3 separate regions of the Homo sapiens genome follow, and all the other regions are linked to region 2. The links are chromatin loops, found by intact Hi-C in ENCODE. Cell type or tissue: mammary epithelial cell. All regions are shown on one strand.

Evidence for each region. A loop is a pair of places that touch in the nucleus more often than their neighbours do. Peaks named below come from ENCODE experiments on the same cell type or tissue, not always from the same donor. Only the 100,000 strongest peaks of a DNase experiment are listed, where the experiment ranks them.
Region 1: a loop joins it to region 2, with 6 times the contacts of the local background. A loop is called at or near these places in 3 of 110 quality-filtered maps.
Region 3: a loop joins it to region 2, with 18 times the contacts of the local background. A loop is called at or near these places in 63 of 110 quality-filtered maps.

The regions. Positions count from the first base shown.
Region 1 is chr13:26,703,146-26,711,145 of GRCh38, forward strand. No RefSeq gene overlaps it. Among named protein-coding and RNA genes, the nearest start is that of GPR12, 54 kb to the right of the region's middle. In mammary epithelial cell, a CTCF peak has its summit at 4,757 (motif pointing right); no DNase peak of the experiment used is centred here.
Region 2 is chr13:27,355,646-27,363,645 of GRCh38, forward strand. No RefSeq gene overlaps it. Among named protein-coding and RNA genes, the nearest start is that of GTF3A, 65 kb to the right of the region's middle. RefSeq lists an enhancer at 6,709-7,210. In mammary epithelial cell, CTCF peaks have their summits at 3,766 (motif pointing left) and 6,504 (motif pointing right); a DNase peak (open chromatin) is centred at 6,506; H3K4me3 peaks cover 512 bases.
Region 3 is chr13:26,943,578-26,951,577 of GRCh38, forward strand. No RefSeq gene overlaps it. Among named protein-coding and RNA genes, the nearest start is that of USP12-AS1, 180 kb to the right of the region's middle. In mammary epithelial cell, a CTCF peak has its summit at 3,546 (motif pointing right); no DNase peak of the experiment used is centred here.

The DNA.
Region 1 (8,000 bases), 650 kb before region 2:
TTACTATTCTTATTCTAACTTCATGAGATGGACTCTTAGTTCATTATTTTTCAATCTTCTTTTCCATCATACACATTTTATGGCTATAGTTTTACTACATTCTGCTTAATTAAATTCCGTAAGTTGGGATATGGAGTCTTTTAATTAACATTCAGTTCAAGATATTTTCTAATTTGCATGTGTGAGTGATTCAGAAGCAGGTTTCTTAATTTGCAAACAGATGAGGATTTTCTGCTTAGGTTTTTGGATTTTAGTTCTCACTTTATTGCACTGTAGTTTTAGAAGACACTTTGCATGATAGCATACATGCTGTCTATGAAATTTGATGAGATTTACTTTATGATCCAGGACATAGCCAGTTTTAGAAAATAGTGTATTTGAGGTTATTGGATGCAGTGTTTTATATCTGTCCATTGATTTAAGTTTTTTTGTATTGTCAAGTCTTCTATATTCTTACTGAATTTTTTTAAATCACTGAGAGGATGTCTGTTAAAAAAAAAAAAAAGTCCAGGCCAGGTGTGTGGCTCACGCCGATAATCCCAGCACTTTGGGAGACAGAGGCGGGTGGATCACTTGAGGTCAGGAGTTGGAGACCAGCCTGGCCATGATGGCAAAACCCCGTCTCTACTAAAAATACAAACATTAGCTGGGCGTGATGGTACATGCCTGTAATCCCAGCTACTTGGGAGGCTGAGGCAGAAGAATCACTTGAACCCAGGAGGTGGAGGTTGCAGTGAGCCAAGATCATGCCACTTTACTCCAGCCTGGGTGACAGACCGAGACTCTGTCTGAAAAAGAATTCAGACTAGTATCTCTTTATTTTTGAAGTTCTATCAGCCTTTCCTTCACATACTTTTATACCTGTCATTAGGGTTTGTAATTTCGTGTCCTATTTATGTAGTGCCTGCTATGAACACGCACGCCAGGCATTGTTCTAACTGCCTTCGTTACATACTAGCTCCGTTATATCCTCACAACTACCCTTAGAGGGAGGTATGAGTATTGGCCCGGCGCGGTGGCTCACGCCTGTAATCCCAGCACTTTGGGAGGCCGAGGTGGGCGGATCACGAGGTCAGGAGAATGAGACCATCCTGGCTAACACGGTGAAACCCCGTCTCTACTAAAAATACAAAAAATTAGCCTGGCGTGGTGGCGGGCGCCTGTAGTCCCAGCTACTCTGGAGGCTGAGGCAGGAGAATGGCGTGAACCTGGGAGGTGGAGCTTGCAGTGAGCCGAGATTGGGCCACTGCACTCCAGCCTGGGTGACAGAGCGAGACTCCGTCTCAAAACAAACAAACAAACAAACAAACAAAAAAAAAAACAAAAAAAGGGAGGTATGAGTATTATCCCCATTTTCATGGGAGGACAGTGAAAATAGCAGAGATTAAGTAATGTGCTGAAGATCACACACACAGAAAGGAGCAGAGCCGGGCTGAGATAGGCAGGCTGACTCTGGACTCTGTTCTTTTAACCAAATGTGTGTATCTTTCTGGAGTGAACTCCTGACTTTATGACATGAACTACATTCTAGTAATTTTCTTTGTCTTAAATCTATTTTGTCTGCTATTAATAATGCTCCACCGACTTTTAAAAATTCACATTTTCTTGGTTTATCTTTTCCTCTCCTTTCACTTTCAACATTCCGCATCCTTATGTTTTAGATATGTCTCTTGTTAACAACAAATACTTTTGTTCTTTCCATTCTGACAGCTTTTGTATTTTAGTTGGAAAAACTTAAGTTTAATATGACTTCTTATATCTGTTGTTTAGAGCTAGCAGGTTAAGTTGTACTTTTTCTTTGTCTGTTCTTTCATTCTTTTCCCTTCTTGCCTTCATTTGGATTGATTTTTTTAATCATTCTAATTTTTCCTTTAAGTTATTTTTTATATTTTTAAAAATCACTACTCTAAGAATTGTAATACGGAAACAATGTATCAAAGTCTAAAGTTAACCAATAATTTTTCCCAGAGGTAATAAAAAATGATTTTTAGGCTGGGCGCAGTGGTTCACACCTGTAATCCCAGCACTTTAGGAGGCCAAGGCGGGTGGATCACTTGAGATCAGGAGTTCGAGACCAGCCTGGCCAATGTGGTGAAACCCTGTCTCTAAAAAAATACAAAAATTAGCCAAGTATGGTGGCAAGTGCTTATAATCTCAGCTACTCTGGAGGCAGAGGCAGGATAATCAGTTGAACCTGAGAGGCAGAGGTTGCAATGAGCTGAATTTGTACCACTGTACTCCAGCCTGGGTGACAGAATGAGACTCTGTCTCAAAAAAAAAAAAAAAGATTTTTAACAGCCAGTGTGGCACACACATAGATCAATCAGAAGCACACCGGCCAGGTCATGCAGGGGGATGCAGGGATGCTCACCACCAGGACACAGCCCCGTGCTCACATGCCTCTGGGACGGCACATGGGCTATACCCCATTTGCCTCTGTGTTAGTCAGCTCAGGCTGCCATCACAAAATACCACAGACTGGGCAACTTAAACAACCCAGATTAATCTTCTCACAGTTCTGGAGGCTAGAAGTTTGAGATCGAGGTGCCAGATGATTCTGCGTCTGGTGAGGGCTCTCTTCCTGGCTTGCAGATGGCAGCCTTCTCACTGTGACTTCACATGGAGGGCGAGAGAGGGAGAGACAGAGAGAGAGAGAGAGCTCCCTGGAGGCCCTTCTTCTAAGGCACTAATCCCATCCTCCTGACCTGATCCACCCTCCTGACCTGATGTAAACTACTCACCTCCCAAAAGCTCTGTCTCCAAATACCAAATACTTCAACATATGAATTTATGGGGGTTGGGAGGGAGTTCAGCCCATAGCAATCTTTTTTTGTCTGACTTACATGTTTTTTTCTCATTATCCTAACCTCATAAGATAGAATTGTTTCATGCAGTTAGTGTTCTTTTAGATTTATCACAATGTTTATCTTTATTATTGCTCATCATTTCTTTGTATATTTCAGACCTTCCATTTGAGCTCCTGAAGTACGTTATTTTAGAACTTTCTTTAGTGAGGATGTGCTGGTGGCAAGCTCTTATTATGCTCATCTGAAAAGATATTCATTTATTTATTTATTTTGAGACGGAATTGCTCTGTCGCCCAGGCTGGTGTGCAATGGTGTGATCTCGGCTCACTGTAACCTCCGCCTCCCAGGTTCAAGCGATTCTTCTGCCTCAGCCTCCGAAGTAGCTGGAATTACAGGTGCCCACCACGATGCTCGGCTAATTTTTGCATTTTTAGTAGAGACAGGGGTTCACCATATTGGCCAGGCTGGTCTTGAACTCCTGACCTCAGGTGATTTACCCATCTCAGCCTCCCAAAGTACTGGGATTACAGGCGTGAGCTACCATGCCCGGCCTGAAAAGATCTTTATGTGACCTCTGTTCCAGTTACGGAGTCTCTTAGCACCAACATCCTCCTCCACGCCCTGCCTTGACACCAGGCTGGGACCCTGTCCCCTGCCTTCCCGCCTTCACCAGCAGCCCCTGTGTGACCCTGCCAGTAGGGGGCTCGGCCAGTCAGCTTCCAAGCAGGAGACAAGCTGGACCGGTTATTTAAATAGGAATATTTTAATATAAAGAATTATTAGGTAGAACAGGATAAGGTGGTTCATTATTAAAAGAGGTAAAAGGAGACCCACAGGAGCCCAGAATTAGTAGATGCAAAAGAACAGCTACTGCCTCTAGCGCGAGGAGGACAATGAAGGAATGAAGTACAGCAAGTCCTTGAATAATGTCATTTTGATCAACGTCATTCATTATGTTTGATGAGAAAAAAATTTGCTTCCCAGCTGGGGCACTGTCTGTGTGGAGTGTGCAGTTGCCCCCACGTCTTGTGGGTTTTCTCTGGGTACTCCAGTTTCCTCCCACACCCCAGAGCTGTGCATGTTAGGTTTGCTGGTGTGTCTACATTGCCCCGGTCTGAGTGAGTGTGGGTGTGTGGATGCATCCTGCAATGGGATGGCATCCTGAGCAGGGCTGCTTCCCGTCCTGCACCCTGAGCTGCTGGGATATGTTCAGGCCATCCATGACCCTGAACTGGAATACTAACAGTGTCATCAGCCATTTCCATCTGGACAGCTGCTCACAAAGGTGCAGCATTGTGGCTCTGTTGCTCCAGCCCACAGATTTGCTAGAGAAAAGAAAGTAGGCTGGCCTAGGGCCACTCAGAACAGAGTTCAAAGTAAGGCCCGAGTCCAGCAAACGGGCAAGCCCTGAGTGTGCCTGGGTGTGCACATGCATGCATGTGTGTGCACGTGTGTGTGTGCATTTGTGCATGCATGTGTGTGTTTCTGTGTGCTTTCGTGTGTGTGTGTGTGTATGCATGCGTGCATCCCACCTGCCCCATTACTCAGCACAGAGGCCTGATGGGAAGGGTCCAGGCAGTGTTGTGTGCAGCCTGCCTGCTGGGGTGGGGGCGGTGGAGGAGTGTGTTAGAAAGTGAAGGGCACTGACCTTGGAGTCACACAAGTCATTCACCTGCCCCTCACTTACTTCATGGCCCTGGGTAGGTCGCTCACCTCTGGGAGCCTTGGTCCCTGTTAAGAATGGCACCTACCCTTAGAGTGTGTTGTAAGCATCAATGAATCTAAATTCGGTGACAATGAGGACTCTTCCTTAGCTTGCTGGGGGCTGGGGAGCAAATGCCAGGTATTGCTTTATGACCATTGTGATGCATGTTGTCGTGAGTTTAGATCATCCTGCCAGGCCTTCTAGGAAACCAACTTACAGAGAAGTTCAAAGGCTTTCCACTGGGTGTCAGTGGTGCTCAGCATACCCTTGGAGGCATCCCCGTGTCTGAGCGTGTTTGAAAGGACTAGGATAAGATGTTCGGTGCCAGGTGTCACCAGGGCCTCTCAGCTCCCCTGCAGGTCCAGGAGTGGTGCCTGGAGCCTTCCCACCCACCTCATTCCCCTGCCCCTGCCACTGCCTCCCCCATGCCCTCAGGTGACCTGGCTGCCCAGTCCCCAGGTGGGCACCACCACTGGGCCTTCTCATGAAGGGCATATAATTAGAGCGACTCATTCTGAAACTACGGCTCCCCAAGACTGACCCTGTTTGAAAGTACACGCTTCCTACCCGAAGGAATGTCTCCTCCATGGAGCTTGGGAGAGGGAGATTGTAGGGGCGGCGGGCAGGTGGAAGGTTTTTTGTGGAAGCACTGTCTGACTTCCAGAATCTCTGTTTAACTCCCAACTCCCTATAGGTTCTTCTATATTTTCTCTGAAGAATCCTGGTGGGGACTTTTATAAGCGGAATTAGCCAGGAAGAAACATATATACCTAACCCCAGAGACATAATAAAGTTCACTTGCAGTGCTTCTGTGAGTGCTGAGAGGATTTCGCGGCTGCTTCTCATCCCTGGAGCTTCTCATCGCCTCCTCTTGTCCTGTTGGTTAGTCGTCTCCTTCTTGGGGTCCTAATTAAAAAAAAAAAAAACTGGCTTCCACTGGCTTCTGGGAATTTCTACTCCTCCTTCAGCAAAGCAGGACTTACAACTATTACCTTCCTATCCCCAGGGTGTGGAAAGACTACGCTGTGAGGATGCATAAGAATGATACAGTGGACTCTGGGAACCTGGGGGAGAGGGTGGGAGGTGGGTGAGGGATGAAAGACTACACACTGGGTACAGTGTACACTGCTTGGGTGATGGGTGCACCAAAACCTCAGAAATCACAACTAAAGAACTTACTCATGTAACCAAACACCACTGTTCCCCCAAAACCTATTGAAATAAAAAATAAATTTAAAAATAAAGACTAGGCTGAACTTCAAAGAAGACTCTACCTAAGCCCAAGGAAGATTAAAAAAAAAGACGCAAACAGAGTGCAACATGAGATTAGATTTTCCGGAATATAAGAGATGACCTATTTGCCTTGACCTCACGTGCCCCTCTGCCCAGCTTCTGGAACTCCTGCGGTGGCTCAGAGTCATAGCCCTCCTGTGACCCTCTCCTGAAAAGGTGTGCACAGAAGAGCAGGCCTAGAAGCTTCACAAGAGAATGAGGCCCAACAACTCCTAAAAATACCTAATTCTCACCAGCAGAAGTCCTGTCCTTCAAGTTTTAAATTCTATATGAAGACAGAGGAAAGGCTCTGCCTTCGCTGACAGGATCCAGAGTAAGACTACAGCAGGACAATTCACAGCACACCGCTGTCAGCCCACTGAGGGTGATTCTACCCGAGGCTGCCCTGGCGACTCTGACAATGTGGCCTGTGCCGCCAAGACCATCTGCATTCAGTCTACATTCGCCATGAGACCTCTCATGCTCTTCCTCTAATTCCACATGGAAAGTGGTGAAGGGTCTGTTTATTTACACCTGGGAATGTCTGTGTCTTTGTAGAATAAACTGAAGGCTAAGGCAACTCTTTGGAAGACCATTCCACCTGGAAACCAACGATCTAATTTTGCTTCAAAACTTCCCTGTCTCTGTAGAGCTCACAGCGGTCTTCGCAACCACATGCTACAAGCTTGTTCACCATTCCCTTGAGGCTGCATAAATACATTATTCGCTTCTGAGCCCTGCCTCTCAGGGGTCTGCTTTTCTTCAGCCAAGTGTCCCACGGTGTGTCCAGAATTGTGTGATAGCAGTGAGGGAAACCACCAAGATGACAATTTACTTACTGTCTCTTGGACCTCTCTCGCCCCTCCCCGGGACCTCAGGCTGCCTTTGCTCTAAGAAGGGCCAGGAAGCACTGTGGCTGGTGAGGAGACCAGGCCAGGATTAAAGGGCGTGGGCAAGTTAGAAAGTGGTCTGGACACCCCTTGTCGCCACTGGAACTCCCACTTCACATCCATTACGTCAGGATTCTGGGGGTAGGGCTTGGGCACCCATGTTTTCTAGAGCTCTGAAAGCGGTTCCCATATGCAGCGGGGGTTGGGACTTCACCTCTACTGCTTTGAACAAAAGGTCCCGTGAGCGCAGAGGTGATTGTGTTTTCCTTATGGGGAGTGATATATGCAGGTGGGCCTCAAACTTCAGCGGGCATCAGAGCCACCTGAAGCGTTTGTTAAAATGCGGATTGCTGGGTCCCTGCACTCAGAGTTTTTGTTTCTGAAGGTCGGGGTGGGGCCAAGAATGTGCATTCCTGACAAGTCCCCAGGGGAAGCTGGGGCCACTGGTTGGGGCTCTAGCTGGAAGCCCCACTGCGTGTGCGGGGAGTGTTTCTGCCCTCAGGGACTGTATTTCTTCCCATCCAAGCATGAGAGGAGTCCCTTTCAGAGGTGAGGGGGGGCAAGCCCAACACAGAGGCCCGTCTTCCTGGTCTCATGGCAGTTAATGCGATGGGCTTCCCGGTGGGATCTGGTACTGAGCAGTCGTCGCAGGTCACCTGATACGGGACAGCAGCTGCTCTGGACTGGCGCTCGCTCTCACCGTCTCTCTCTCTCTATTGCCCTCGGGTGGGAGGAGCCAGCTGAGCGGCTGGCAGTCTCAGGCTTCGAAATTCTACCAGTTTCCATGCTGTAAAGTGGGTCACAACCCCTTTATTTGCCTATTTCTCTAAACTTCTTAAATGTTTAAAATATAATTTTTTATTTGTTTATGCTGGTAAAATACTTGTAAAATTTACCATCTTAACTATTTTTAAGTGCACAGTTCAGGGGCATCAAGTACCTCGTTGTGCCACCGTGACCACCACCCACCCCCAGAACACCTTGCACCTTCCCAAGTGGAGACTCTATCCCCATTGAAGGATAACTCTTCTCCTCCCCTCCCCTCAGCCCCTGGCCACCATTCCACCATTTCTGTCTCTGTGAGTTTGACTACTGTAGGTACCTTGTCTCGGTGGAATCATGCACTGTTAGTCTTTTTTTTTTTTTTTGTCTGGCAGCTTTCACTTAGCCTGGTGTCTTCAAAGCTGAACCAGTTTTTGATCTCAGTCAGAATTCTGATACCAGATTGGTGTAGACAGAGCTTGGGCTTTGGACTCATGCATCTGAATCCTGTCTCCACCTTTTCTGGTTGTATGACTTTGGACAATTTACTTACTGTCTCTTGGA
Region 2 (8,000 bases):
AGGGGCTGGGCTGGGCTGGCAGGGCCCTGGGAGGACTTCAGGGAAGAGAAACTTCAGCTGGATCTAAAAGGGAAATGGGAGCTGCCCCAGGTGGAGGACTGCAGGGCAGGAAGGCAGTTTTCAGTCTGAGGGAGCAGCCAGTGTAAACTGCACAGACAAGAAATCTCAGGCCCTTGGGTGGTCCAGTAATCCTCTGGCAACCCCGTGCTTCCAGATCGCCCCACTGCTGATCAAGCCAAAATCTACCATGGGATTATTCTTCTTCCAGACCGGTTCCCACCATGTCACTCTTCTGTTCCAACCTTTCGTGGCTTGAGATAAAAACCCCAATGTTTTGATTGGTGCCCAGGCACTGTGCAACCTGATCCCCACCTACTGCTGGGCAGATTTCTGCTACTACCCTTTAACCAGCACAAGCCTCTGAAAACTCTCAGCCAGGGATTGGAAACTGAAAGCCTCGGAACTCCAGGCGCTGGAAAGGTGGGAGGTGCAGAGTGGATGACAGCAGGACACATATGACAGCAGACTGCTGAGCTGCTCTGTGTGAGGACGCAGGGCTGTCCTGGAGCCTGTCCTAGGTTTGGTCCTGCTCCCAGGCCTTTGTCCAGCGCGCACCTGACATGGCCTCCTCTCCTATCCATTTCCTTTCCTCTCTTCCACATTTGCCTCCCATGGAGACTTCCTAAAATACTTCTGGAAACAAACGCTCTCCTCCTTTCACACTAAAAAACAAATCTGTCTAAAACCAGGTTTATCTTCCTTTTTGAAACTAGCTCCTTCTCGGTTTTTCTGTCTCTGGGCATGGTCCTGCTATTCTTCCAGTCACTGAGGTCTAAAAACACACATTCCTCCTGTCTTGCCATCACCCTCAAACCCTGTATGTGCAAAGCATAAAACTGCAGGCCATAGTAGTTGGAAGGGACTTTGGATATTGTCTAATTTACTGGCCACAAATCCAGGCATCTCCTTTAGAGCAACCTTTATAGCAATCAGATCTCTGACCAATGATCTTCCAGATTATTTTTCATTCTTCTCTAATTGCTTAAAAATTATTTATATTGAATGAAAATCTGCCTCCCTGGGCCCCTTTTGAAGTCTTCCTCTCCAGCCACACAGAGTGAGTCTCATTTCTCTTCTAAACACATTTGTCATGGGATTCTTCACCTTCCTCCGCTTAAACATCCTTTCAGTATTTTTTTAAATTTTTTTAATTTTTTTTTAATTTTAATTTTTTTTTGAGAAGGATTCTCGCTCTGTCACCCAGGCTGGAGTGCAGTGGTGCCATCTCAGCTCACTGCAAGCCCCGCCTCCTGGGTTCAAGCAATTCTCCTGCCTCAGCCTCCTGAGTAGCTGGGACTACAGGTGCCCGCCACCACGCCCCGCTAATTTTTTTTTTTTTTTGGTATTTTTAGTAGAGACGGGGTTTCACCATGTTAGCCAGGATGGTCTCAATCTCCTGACCTCGTGATCTGCCTGCTTTGGCCTCCCAACGTGCTGGGATTACAGGCATGAGCCACCACACCCAGCCCCCTTTCAGTATTTTTTAGGTGACTTTCCCATGACTATCTGGTTACCTCCTTTAACTCATCACGGTTCCTAATATGTAAACTGGGATTCAATTACATTCTGCTCAAACGACATTTCTTGGGTCTACTATGAGACAAGCAGCAGGTCAAGGTAATTCTGGGCATGAATTCGAGAGTGAGACTGACTGGGGCCAGATCCTGCCCCTACTGCCTACTGGCTAGACAATGTTGACATTCGGTGTCTTCCTTCAAGGCTGTGGGCAGTAAAAGGCTGAGAACAGAGTAACATCCAGTAAACATTCAATAGATGATTGTTCTTTTTCTTTTTGCACTTAAAAATATGCAACATGAAAAAGTGCTAATGATTGAAACTGAGTGACGCATATTTGTGGGTTTATCAAACTTAAAAACTTTATGTATGTTCGAAATTTTCTGTAATAAAATTAAAATTTTAAATGTCATATTAATTAGGTGAGATATACCTATTTAATATCTGGGGATATTATAGCAGCTGGGATACAAAAATAGTAAAAAAGTTCCTGCCAATACTAACCTCTGAGTAAATAGGGGAGATATACATGTAAACCAAGAGTTTCAATGCAGCATTAGAAATGCAATGCAGGCTGGGCATGGTGGCTTATGCCTGTAATCCCAGCACTTTGGGTGGCTGAGGCAGGAGGATCACCTGAGGCCAGGAGTTTGAAACTGGCCTGGGTAACAGAGTGAGGCTTTGTAAAAAGCAAGGAAGGAAGGAAAAGAAAGAAAGAAGGAAGGAAGGAGGGAGGGAGGGAGGAAGGGAAAGAAGGGAGGAAGGAAGGAAGGAAGGAGGGAGGGAGGGAGGGAGGGGAGGGGAGGGAAGGGAAAGGACAGGACAGGGAAGGAAGGGAAGGGAAGGGAAGGGAGGGGAGGGGAGGGGAAGGGAAGGGAAGGGAAGGGAAGGGAAGGGAAAGGAAAAAGGAAAGGAAAGGAAAGGAAAGGAAAGAAAAGAAAAGGAAAGGAAGGGAAAGGAAAGAAGAAATAGAGAAGATGGGCCCGGTGCAGTGGCTCATGCCTGTAATCCAGCACTTTGGGAGGCTGAGGTGGGCGGATCACGAGGTCAGGAGATTGAGACCATCCTGGCTAACACGATGAAACCCCATCTCTAATAAAAATACAAAAAATTAGCCGGGCGTGGTGGCGGGCACCTGTAATCCCAGCTACTCAGGAGGCTGAGGCAGGAGAATAGCGTGAACCCGGAAGGCGGAGCTTGCAGCGAGCCGAGATCACGCCACTGCACTCCAGCTTGGGCGACAGAGTGAGACTCCGTCTCAAAAAACAAACAAACAAACAAAACAAAAAGAAAGAGAGAGAAGAATGAAGGAAGGAAGGAAAGGAAGGAGGAAATGTGGAGATGCATCCAAGCAATCCAGGTAGCTCAGCAGATGAATGCTACAGTGAGTGGGGCTGGGGGTGGAACCACAGGTGTCTTTTGTTTTGGACGTTACCTTCCACCTCTTGCTAGGAGTGCATAGCTAATTGAATAGCCTGAATTGACTTGTGCCCATCTGGAAAGCCCAATTTGGGGTTTTTCACACATAATAATTTCTTGGGCTCTGGAGTCAGGGTGTCTGGATTCAAATCCCTTACTTCCAATGACATAACCTCTTTGAGCCTCAGACTTCTTATCTCTGTTGGGGCCAATAACAGCACCTACCTTGTGGAATTACGAAATTAAGATATGGAGTTGAGCAGAGCATTTGGCATTGTGCTGGGCAAGTTGTTAAGTGCTCAAATGTTGGTTGTTTCTTACTTCTTCACTCCGACTCCTACATTATTATTACAGGTAACTCTTCTTCTATTCTGGAGTTTGTACGCAATCATCACCCCTCTTTAACCCCCACTTCCAGCAAGCACATTCCTGCAAGCCTTTCTTCTGATGGGAACTAGAAAGTCTGATTTGACAAGCTTTCCATTCCTTCTGCTACCTCGTTCCCTTGGGGAGGCTCCAAGTGACTGAGGGGCCTTTGGGCTGGAGGAGACAGTGGAACATAGGACAATGGGAGGGGGTTAAAATAACTCATGCTCTTGAAAAGAAAAGGTAAAGTCAGGCCTTGGGTAATGTGTAAGAGGGAGATGTTTAAAAATGACCCTTCCCTCTAGGGAAAGAGAAGAAAGACAGAAACTCCAGGCTCCACTTCTGCCGGTTTAGGGCCAGGCTCTGCTTTTTTGAGACTACAGCTCCACCTCGTGGCATCACCCGCACGGGTGTCTGTCTTGCTGTAGCCCACACTATCACTGTCTTCTTATAAACAAAAATTTGTCCATAATTTAAAAACTGAATGGAATATCTAACTTATTTTCTAGGTCTGGAATGGTGGCTCATGCCTGTAATCCCAGCACTTTCAGAAGCTGAGGTAGGAGGATTGCTTGAGCCCAGGAGTTGGAGACCAGCCTGGGCAACGTTGCAAAACTCCCATCCCTACAAAACAATTTTTAAAAATCTGCTGGGCATGGTGGTGCACACCTGTGGTCCTGGCTGCTCTGGAGGCTGGAGGATCGCTTGAGCCCAGGAGATTGAGGCTGCAGTGAGCTGTGATCATGCCACTGCACTCCAGCCTGGGAATGAGTGGCAGCCTGGCAGAGTGAGACTCTGTCTCTGAAAATAATAATGATAAAAATTGGCCGGCCACGGTGGCTCACGCCTGTAATCCCAGCACTTTGGAAGGCTGAGGCAGGTGGATCACTTGAGGCCAGGAGTTGGATACCAGCCTGGCCAACATGGTGAAACCCTCTCTCTACTAAAAATACAAAAATTAGCCAGGCGTGGTGGCACACACATGTAATCCCAGCTACTCGGGAGGTTGGGGCAGGAGAATCACTGAAGCAAACCTAAGAGGCGGAGGTTGCAGTGAGCCAAGATCTCACCACTGCACTCCAGCCTAGGCAACAGAGACCCCGTCTCAAAATAAATAAGTAAATAAATAAATAAATAAAAATAATCATAATAATTTACTTTCTCTATCATAAAACACTGGAAACATAATGTTCATTCTTGTCCTAATGAGATTTTCATCTTGGGAAAACATTCTTTTCTGCAGGGGAAGATACTGTTTTGAAATTGCATTTCAGTTACTTACTTACACATCTGGTACTCCCTCCTATTGTATGGAAGTGCCAGTTTCTCTCATAAAAAATACCTCATGTTCTAGAATGATACCTGCACAGGTAAGATGCTCAACTCATGTCTTTCCTCCTCTTCCTGCAGACACACAGCAGGGTGTCCCATTCAAACCTAACCTTGTTCTTGCCTCAGGGGTCCTCCTTGGAATGCTCACTCTGCACCCAAGCTGGCTTTTCAGAGTCATTCAGAGCCACTCTAAGGGATCCCTTTTCACTGGGCCCTCTCAACTATAAAATCATCACCAGACATTTCATCTCCCTTGTAACAGCTACACTCATCAGTGTAGCTGATTTCTCGTCTCCTTATTTCTCATCTGCCTCTCCCAGCTACCATGCATGCATCATTAACATTCCATGTTTGTTCTCTGCTTTCTTGGCAACAAATAGTGCCTGCACCTCGGAGGCACTCAGTACTTATTTGTTGAATGAATCAACTAATTCCATCTTTAAGAACTGGGTTCCGGCCAGGCGCAGTGGCTCACTCCTATAACCCCAGCACTTTGGGAAGCTGAGGCGGGTGGATCACCGGAGGTCAGGAGTTCGAGACCAGACTGGGCAACAGAGTGAAACCCCATCTGTACTAAAAATACGAAAATTATCTGGACTTGGTGACGGGCACCTGTAGTCCCAGCTACTTGGGAGACTGAGGCAGGAGAATCGCTTGAACCCAGGAGACGGAAGTTGCAGTGAGCCGAAATCATGCTACTGCACTCCAGCCTGGGCGACTGAGACCGTGTCAAAAAAAAAAAAAAAAAAAAAAGAAGAAGAAGAACTGGGTTCCTCTGCCAGCACAGCTGCCCATCCCATCGTGTGCTGGACCAGGGACCAGGGAATGAGAGGAATGACAAAGATGCCTGTGTCCCCCTTTAAGCCGTTATTTTGCAGGAAGCAGTGAGATGGTTGAACATATAGATTGGCATGTTTTCGAGGTGCTCACTGACTTTATTATTTGGCTCACTGAGCAGCTGTCCAATGAGGCTGGGTTTAGATTGTTTTGGGAAGAGATTCATATCCTTCTCCAATTACCTTTTCCAAGTTAGTCAGCCATTGCTGGTCGGTTCCCTCCACTATGAAGTTGTGTGTGTGTTTGTGTGCTCGCACCCTGCCCCCATAACCCAGGTGCGGGCTGAGGAGAGGAAGCATGTTTTATTTATTATTTTTATTTATTTATTTCTGAAATTCAGTTTTTTTTTTTTTGAGAGGGAGTCTCGCTCTATCACCCAGGCTGGAGTGCAGTGGTGCGAACTCGGCTCACTGCAACCTCCGCCTCTGGGTTCAAGTGATTCTCCTGCCTGAGCTTCTGGGACTACAGGCACCCGCCACCACGCCCAACTAATTTTTGTATTTCTAGTAGAGACAGGGTTTCACCGTGTTGGCCAGGCTGGTCTTGAACTCCCGACCTCAAGTGATCCGCCCTCCTCGGCCTCTCAAAGTGCTGGGATTACAGGTGTGAGCCATCTCGTCCGGCCTCTGTCGTGTGTGTGTGTGTGTGTGTGTGTGTGTGTGTGTGTGTGTGTGTGTGTGTGTGTGTAGAGAAGGGGTCTTGCTATGTTACCCAGGCTGGAGTGCAGTGGCCCGATCATAGCTTCCTGCAACCTCGATCAACCTCGATCTCCTGGGCTCAAGCGACCCTAGAGGAAGGGCGTTTCAGTATGGGCACTTCTTAGGAAATCTTCGCTGCTTTGGAGACTAAAAGAGCCCAAAGGCAGGTAGGTGAGCCGCGGATACAAGCCTCCCTGTCTCCCTGTTGTTGCATACAGGTCTCACAGGAAACTAAGTGAGGAGTAGGGAGGGCAGTGGGTTAGGAACAGCGATGGCCAGCAGATGGCGCCAGGCCCCAAGGCATGACCCGCTGGCCGCAGGCGCGCCTAGGAGTGGCCGCGAAGCTAGTCCCCAAACAAAGCTGGAGCCAATGCGCTCTCTGGGGTCCTTCACATCCTGCTACTCAACGACCTGAAGGTAATCAGCTACTTCCTGGCTCTGGGGCTTCACCTTTTAATGAGCCTGGTTAGCCGGTTTTGTTTTCTTTTGGGGGACGTGCGTGTGGTTTGTGACCCCTTTTTCCGTTGGCTCTCAGAGTCCAGAGCTCCCCGGGGTCCGCCCTGACCCGTGGCTCCGCCTCGCCTCGCTCCCGCGCCCAGAGCGGCGCTCACAGGTCGGTCGCTGCCTGCACAGAGGTCTGTCCTGGACCTCTTAGGTTGGACTGTCCCCTCTCTCCCTGTCGCCGCTGCTGTTTGGGGACTTGGACGCCCCTCTGCAGAGGCGGGGGGCCTTGCCTCCGGCCCCATCTGACATCTTCCTTGAAGAATCGCTGCCTCACCTAGATGTCCTTTGGGTGGCGCAGTTCGTTGGCCTTCTAGGAAGGCTGGTTGCCAAGAGCAGGGCTTTTGCTCAGGGCCCCGGTGGCTGACGATTGTGTCCTGCGTGGGATAATCGAAAGTGTGCACAAGTCACTCACTGATCAGACGTCCCAGGGAGACCGAGGGGTGGGTGCAGCTTGATGGAACCTCTTCTCCAGGCCAGCAGAGGGAGGGAAGGCAGGCCTGCCCCACCACGCCTGTCCCCAAGAACCCCGTCTTAAGCCAGCTCATAAATCTCCCATCACTCCTTCCGTGTGTCCTGGCTTCCCTCCTCAGCTCGGAGCAGTGGACATTTCCACCTGCAAGGTGAACTGTGCCCTACTGTGCCAACCGACAGGGATCAGGGGAAGGTGGACAGAGGGGCTGCACCTCTGTCCTTTACCCCCGCCATCCCCCACCAACCCCAGGTCAGATCTCCATTCCCACAATAAACTGTACCTAGCGGGGTGCAGGTGTGGTTTAAGGACATTCTCCTGGCCAGAGCCAGTGGCCTGCAGTGTGGTCTTCCCTAGATGTCCTCGCTGCAGGCATGAGGCCATGCCAGGTGGCCAGGCTAGGCTCTCAGGGGTGGTCCTGCTGTCTATGATGTGTGGGGAGCAGGCCTGGAGGAACTAAAGAGATGCAGGGACAAACATTTCCCAAAGGCCTGATGACATTTACTGGATTCAGCTGCCTTCATAAGCCTGCGTTTCTAGCTTTCAGTGTTTCTGGGGTTAACTTTAAAACAAAATCAAACCAAAAAAGGTTGTTATTATATACTGTGATTGTCCACAACTCTTAAACACAGGCCAGTGACAGTTTAATGCACTCCCACATCTGCTCAGGATCATAGAATTCTCTACATTTAAGAGTCGGGGGGCCGGGCATGGTGCCTCACGCCTGTAATCTCAGCACTTTGGGAGGCCGAGGCGAGTGGATCACCTGAGTTCAGGAGTTGGAGACCAGCCTGGCCAAC
Region 3 (8,000 bases), 410 kb before region 2:
TAGGAAGGAGGCAGGAATAGAGGGAAAATGCCATTATCAGGAAAAAAACACTGGCCATATGGCCAGGTGATCTGCAGTGCACTCTCCCTGCAGAATCTCAGCCTTGTAGACGGGCCCTAAAGACTTTTTTTTTTTTTTTTATGAGCCAAGATGGAAACTTACTGAAGGTGCAGCGTTTTGTTTCTTTCATCTTTTGAGAATAATTATGCTTTGCTATTCTTTTTGTCTCTTTACTCCCTACTCTGTTTCTTACATTCATTGATTTATGAAAATAATACTAACTGAGCATTATCTACTCCAGGCGTCCTCAACCACAGAAGTCATAGTGGTGATTAGGGCCGGCATGACCTGGCTTCTCTTCCTTCCTCTCCTGCCAAGCTCCACGCCTGATTCTATTTCCATTTCTAGCTCCATTTCTCCCCCATTCAAATCACCCCATCCCTCTCCCTCCCTATGCCTGTAATGCACTTTTCACCCAATCAGCACATACATATTGAGTGCCTCTGGTGTGGCAGACACCAATTGGGTCCTGGAGTACAGCAGTGAACAAACAAATAAGTTTCCATCTTTCAGAGGCCTCACACACTAATGACCCTGAAGAACCTAGACAGGTCAGATCTCAAAACATAGTAAGCACCAAAGACAGTTCACTCCATATTCAGATTGATTTGGAAAACAGAGTGAGCTGACCTCCAGGCTGGGGAGACAACTTGGTCCAGCTATTGGGGACTGCAGAGAGCAGAAGAGAAGCGTGTGTGTGTGTGTGTGTGTGTGTGTGTGTGTGTGTGTGTGTGTGCGTGCGTAGGAATTTCCCTTCTTGAGAGACCCTATCAAGTCACTAGACTGGTAGAACAGATCAAAGACAGACATAATATTTCTGGTTTTCAGGAAGACCATTTCATAATATTTCAGGGAGAATGTTATCGTCAAGATGAAGTAATTTGGATTGTGTATGATTCAGGTAAGTGTATTAATAGCTGCATCTGTCATATCCAAAGACTGTTGATTAAAGGATTAATGTCTATTAAGAAATAAAATTATTTTTCCATTTGGTCATTGAGTTCTGTCTTTGACACTGTTCTGATACACACAATTTCCAAAGATGTCAATGAAGACAACCTATATACCAGCAGGCGACATACCTGTGGATGGAGCCACAGGTAGGCCCCAAGAAAGATGCCTGTGCCACTTCTTCAACATTGTACAGCAGGTTCTAGTCAGAGCAGTTGGGTAAGAAAATCAAATAAAAGCAATTGGAGGGTAAGAAATATAGCCATCTCTGTTCACAGATTACATGATCTTGTATACAGGAAATTCTAAAAAATCAACTAAAAACTAATCAGACTAATAAATGAGTTCAGCCAAGCAGCAGGATACAAGATAAGAGGCAAAAATAAATTGTATTTCTATACATTTGCAATGAACAATAAAAAATGAAATGATAAAAACAATTTTAAAACTTAAAGAAGATCTAAATATATGGAAAGACATCCCATAGTCATGGATCAAGAGACTTAATATTGTCAAGATGACAATACTCGCCAAAGTGATCTACAGAGTCAGTGCAATCTCTATCAAAATCCCAGCTGACTTCTGTGCAAAAATTGAAAAGCCAATCCTAAAATTTATATGGAAATTCGAAGGACCCAGAATAACAAAAACAATCTTGAAAAGAAGAACTGAGTTGAAGGGCTCACAATTCAATTCCTTATTTCAAAACTTACTGCAAAGCTATAGCAATCAAGACAAAGTGGTACTGGTATAAAGCTAGACATAAAGGTCAATGAAAAGGAACTGACAGTCCATAAATAAAGCCTCACAATTACAGTTAATTGATTTTCATCAAGAATTTCAAAACAATTCAGTAGAGCAAAGAATGGTGTTTTCAACAAATTGTGCTACAACAAATGAATATCCATATGCAAAAGAATGAAGATGTACATTTATCCCACACCATACACATACACAAACACACACACACACACACAACTCAAAAGGGATCAAAGACCTAAATGTAAGTGATACAACTGTAAAACTCTTTGAAGAAAGCATATGACTAAATCTTCATGACCTTTGATTTGGCAAAGGCTTCTTAGATATGAGACCTAAAGTATGAACAACAAAAGGAAAAACAGATAAATTGGACTTCATCAAAATTAACACATTTGTCCTTCAAAGGACACCATCAAGAAAATGAAAAGACACCTATTGAAAGGAAGAAAAATTTTGCAAATCATATATCTGATAATGGGATTGTATCATATATCTGATAAGGGAATTGTAAAGAACTCTTTGCAACTCAATAACAAGAAGAGGAACCACTTGATTCTAAAATGAGCAGAAGACATGGCTAGGCATTTCTCCATGGAAAATACACAAATGCCCAGCAAATACATGAAAACATGCTCAACATCATTAGCCATCAGGGAAATGTGAATCAAATCATAATGAGCTACCTCTTCACACCTACAGGATGGTCAGATTAAAAATGACAACAACAGCTGGTGACAATGTGGGGAAAGAAGCGTCAAAATATTAAACGTAGTTAACATTTGACCCAGTAATTCCATTCCTAGGTATATGCACACACAAAAAATGAAAACAGGCTCACACAAAAACTTGCACATGAACGTTCATAGCAGCATTATTCAAAATTGCCAAAAAGTAAAAACAGCTCTAATGTCTATCAACTGACGAGTGCATAAATAAAATGTAGCACATTCATACAAAGGAATATATTCAGCAGTAAAAAGGAAAGAAATACTAATACATGATAAAACATAGATGGGCCTTGAAAACACTAAGCTAACGAAAAAGGCCAGCCAAGAAAGACCACACAATCAAGTGATTCTGTTTATATGAAATGCCCAGGATAGGCAAATCCACAGAGACAAAAAAGTAGCTTAGTGGTTGGCAGGGCCTAGGAGAGAAGGGGAGATCGAGGGGTCACGGCTGAAGGGTATGGAATTTCCTTGGGAGGAGATGAGGGTGTTCTAAAATTGTGATGATGGTTGCACAACTCTGTGAATATAAGAGCTAAAAACTATTCAATTGTACACTCTAAACAGGCGAGTTCACTGGCATATGAATTACATCTCAATGAAGCAGTTATGAAGAAGAGAAAGAAGGAAGAGAAGGAGAAAAGGAAGGAAGGAAAGAAGGGGAGGAAGAAAGAAAGGAGAGAGATTCCTGCCCCAAAGACCTTCTTAAACTAAAGACAGTTGGAGAACACACTCTAGGCTCAGATGTGTCCTCATTGTGTCCGTGGGTAAGATGAATAGTAATTAACTCTCCTGCCAATGTCCCCTGCCACAGCTTCCTCTGAGCAGCAGGGTCTGGGACAGGCAAAGGGAACAAAGACTGTATCTGCCATGGCCTCTATCACTTCAGGGCACAATGCTGACTCTAGTCCCCCAAGTAGTATAAAATACTTTTGATAGAGCATGACTTTTTACCTACGCTTGACCAGAAATGGATCCCTGTGTAACCCTGTGTACAGAAATTACTAATCCTAGCTTTAGGATGAAGTTGCTATTGGTACAAATAGCCACAAGATGACAGTGTCGTCCTACTCAAATTCTTAACACAAGGCCCTGTCCTCAGCTCCTCTTCATAAGAGGTGTAAATGAAGTGATGCTAGTTTCCTGCCCTTCTGAGAACACTAGGCTTGAATTGTATTTGAATCAATTTTTTTTTTTTTTGAGACGGAGTTTCACTCTTGTTGCCCAGGCTGGAGTGCAATGGCATGAGCTCGGCTCACTGTAACCTCCAACTCCAGGGTTCAAGCAATTCTCCTGCCTCAGCCTCCCAAGTAGCTGGGATTATAAGCATGCACCACCACGCCCAGCTAATTTTTTGTATTTAGTGGAGACAGCGTTTCACCATGTTGGCCAGGCTGGTCTCAAACTCCTGACCTCAGGTGATCCACCCGCTTCGGCCTCTCAAAGTGCTGGGATTACAGGCATGCACTACCACACCCTGCCATGAATCAATTATTATAAAATAACTATTAAAGTATTAGCTAAATGAGAAGGAATCATGCTTAGGATTAAATAGCCCTTCTTTATTAAACCTTCTTACCAAAAATGTGATGGGAAAACTATTCAAGAATGAAAGCAAAGATTGCATTTTGATGGTTTCAACAGAAAAATGGATAAGCATGATATGGTTCATACAAGCAATGGAACATGATTCAGCCTTAAAAAGGAAGGAAATTCTGACACATGCTACTACATGGGTGAACCTTGAGGACATTATGCTAAATTAAATAAACCAGTGCAAAAGGAAAAATATTGTATGATTCTACTCATATGAGGTATTTAGAGTAGCCAAACTCATAGAGACAGAAAGTAGAATGGTGGTTGCAGGGGCTGGGGGAAAGAGCGGGGAGTTGTTTAACGAGGACAGTTGCAGTTTTGCAAGATGAAAGAGTTCTGTAGATAGTGGTGATGATGTGAATGTATTTAATGTCACTGGTGCACTTAAAAATGGTTAAAATTGGTAAAGTTTATGTGATGTATATTTTACCACAATATTTAAAAAGTAAGTTACTTTTAAAAATTTTCAGAATCATTTTTTGGGGGAGCATTGAAAAGTCCTCAGATGAGATGGTCACTCCCAGAATGAGGCAGAGAAGCGGGAGGGGAAGAGGGTGTCTGGAGAAGGGTGGGCACAGGCCCACCAGCCCAAAACATCCCTCCCCACCCTTTGCTGACCCCGCTCCTCTCGAAGCTTCTGGCCACCCTGCTGCTCAGCAGCTCAGATCCAGGTGGCTGAGGGCCACTCTGGATGAGTACAGGAGTCACCAAAATTCACATTTGGGTAATAGCTTGAGTCAAAAGGTGCTGAGAGCTTCCATTAGGACTGACCTCTGGAATGGGCCCCTCACCGGGCCTGCGTCCACCCCACTGCTGTCCTCTGGATGAAAACTAGCAGTTAGGTCTACAGGGTGATGCTTCCATTGAGCGCTTTTGTTCCCTCCGGCACTGTTGTCAGAGCAGATGACACCCCTCACCCCTCACCCTCTGGAAGCTCAGGGTGGTCCCTCCAGTGTCTCTAGGCCCTGGAGTCACACACTGGCCCCTCCAGGCTCAATGGCCCCTGGGGCCCTGTAAAAAGGAGGTAGGCTCTGCAGTCAAGGTGACCTTTCTCAGCTGCAATTTTGATTTCCCCTGAGGAAGGCCCCAAGGAATCCAGGGCTGTGTAAGGAATCCTGGCCCTTCATGCTGGGAGCCAGGATTAAGAATTCCTATACACAGGGCTGCCTAGTTCCATGTCTAGTCAAGGGCAGGTAGAAAGGCACACCCTATCAAAAGTATCAACCAGGCCCAATGGCATGAGCCTGTAGTCCCAGATTCTTGGGAGGCTGAGTTGGGAGGATCATTGAGCCCATGGGGTGAGGCTACAGTAAGCTGTGATTATGCCACTGCACTCCAGCCTGAGTGACAGAGTGAGACCCCCCATCCCAAAAAAAAAACAAAAACAAGTATTTTCATTATTTGTACTGTGGGGGGCGGGGTGGCAAAGTCTGTGTGTGATGATGGTGGATTTGGGACGGTGATTGTCCACAGCACAGGTGAAGCCACTATGCAGAGGGAAAAATCTCTCCCAGATGCCCCAGCACACAGGAACACACACTCTCACGCTTGCACACACGCACCACTGGTCATTATTAAATCGATGTGATTAATATGTGCACGGACAGGCCAGGTGCAGTGGTTCATGCCTGGAATCCCAGCACTTTGGGGGGCCGAGGTGGGTGGATCACAAGGTCAGGAGTTCAAGACCAGCCTGATCAACATGGTGAAACCCCATCGCTACTAAAAATACAAAAATTAGCCAGGTGTGGTGGCGGGCACCTGTAATCCCAGCTACTCAGAAGGCTGAGGCAGGAGAATCACTTGAACCCAGGAGGTGGAGTTTGCGGCGAGCTGAGATCACGCCACTGCCCTCCAGCCTGGGCAACAGAGCAAGACTCTGTCTCAAAAAAAAAAAAAAAAAAAAAAGGGTGCACAGACAATATAGAAAGCCCCTGAGGAGCAGATGTTTGCAGCCTCTGTGAAACTATCTGGTATAGAAGCTTTCCTATTTTTCTCTGGGAACAGTGATGTCACAACTCTGCAGAAGCACCTCCAACAGAAGCCGAATCAGAGACCCGGGGAGGCCTGTGCAAAATGCTCTTCTCCCGGGCAGGTCCCAGCCCAGGCTACCGTTAATATGTAAACACCGAGAGCTAGAATGACCAGGAGGCAAAGGGAAAGAGAGCTAATTAGATAAACCTTCATGCTTACAACCCCATTAGTTAATTAAATGATCACTTTACTGTGCAGAAAGTGAGCTGTCAGACTAATCCAAGTGTTACCAGCTTTATGGGGTCCGTGGGCCCTTTACAAGCTTCCTCTGCTCCCAAGTGTCAAATTGGGGCTGTATTGATAGATAAAAGCAACATCGAGCTGCTCTGATTGCGGCCTTTCCCTTCGATATCTTTATACTGTGCTATAAAAGCCTATTATACTTAATTTAAAGAGTGAAAATTGTTGACATCTCTTTCAATTGCTAATCTTTAGGAAACAATGAATGGAATATTATTTGAAAGGAATAAAGTGCTCGCTTTATTGGAGAGTAGTAAAAATCTAATAGTTGGCAAAACAATATGGTGTTTACTCTTCAAGATAGTTGGGTTTATTAGCTTAAGCGATTGAGAGCATTTTACAGTCAGCCTCAGCCCTCTTGTGTTTAGGTTTTACTTGGGTTAGAGCACCCGAGCTTTTATTTGTTGTCGTTGTTGTTGTTTTCCTTTTCTTTCTTTTTTTCTTTACTCTTTCTTACTCCCCTCCTCCCACCTGGAAAAAGATCAAGGATGACACTTTTAAGGAACCCGTTAGCAAATATGCCATATATTCATTGAGCCAAAAAATATCCTGCAAGTGAAAAACATGTTTTGTCAGATGCTAAATCCTTCATGGGTGGAATGTTCTGAAATGACAACTCACCAGGGCAGGAGGCCGGGAGCTCAAAAGTGTTATGGGGTCTGGGAGCCAGGGCAGTGGATCTGTGAGTACGCACTGCCCTGACCCCACCCCACAGCACACACACGCACACACTCCACCACGGAAGGGGAGGGCTCGAGGCTGAGTTAGAGCTTCTGCCAGCCCCGAGAAGGCTCTGGGTCACCTGTGTCCCTCTATTCAGCACAGAGGGCCCACCTGCCTGCATCCTCCACCTCCTGGCGTCCCGGGAGGGCAAGGACTTTAGTACTTGATACGTGATTCAGTTACGTCCTGGGAGCCCAGGAGGGAGCTTAGCACCCAGGTGTTTAATAAGCACTTCTAGAATGAGGTAGGAAGTAAGGAGACACTGAACCAGAGAAAGTGTGACTTTTCACATTTGAGACTTAGGGCTCTTGGTTTTCACACACAGGGTCAGGTATCAGGGGCCCAGCCAGTAGTTCCCCAATCTGAGCGCGTGAACGCTGCTGCACACTCCCTGACTGGGGAGGCCTGCGGAAGGGCCCCAGGAAACACACTTTGTTGTTGTTGTTGTTGTTGAGACAGAGTCTCGCTCTGTCACGAGGCTGGAGCGCAGTGGCGCGATCTCGGCTCAGTGCAAACTCCGCCTCCCGGGTTCAAGCGATCCTTCTGCTTCAGGCTCCCGAGTAGCTGGGACTACAGGCGTGTGCCACCATGCCCAGCTAATGTTTGTGTTTTTAGTAGAGAGGAGTTTCACCATGTTGGCCAGGATGGTCTCGATCTCTTGACCTCATGATTCGCCCACCTCAGCTTCCCAAAGTGCTGGGATTACCGACAGGAACCACTGCGCTCAGCCAAAACACACTTTTAACAAGCACACCAGCCAACTGCAAATGTTCAAATAACTTGGTTTCAGCAGAGGCTACTTTTCTCCCGTGGCCAGGTGCAGAGAGGCCGATGTGCACATCTGCTGCTAAGCTCCACCTGGGGTTTCCTGCTGCCAGGCTGTGGGTTCCAGGAAGGCCTGGCCCA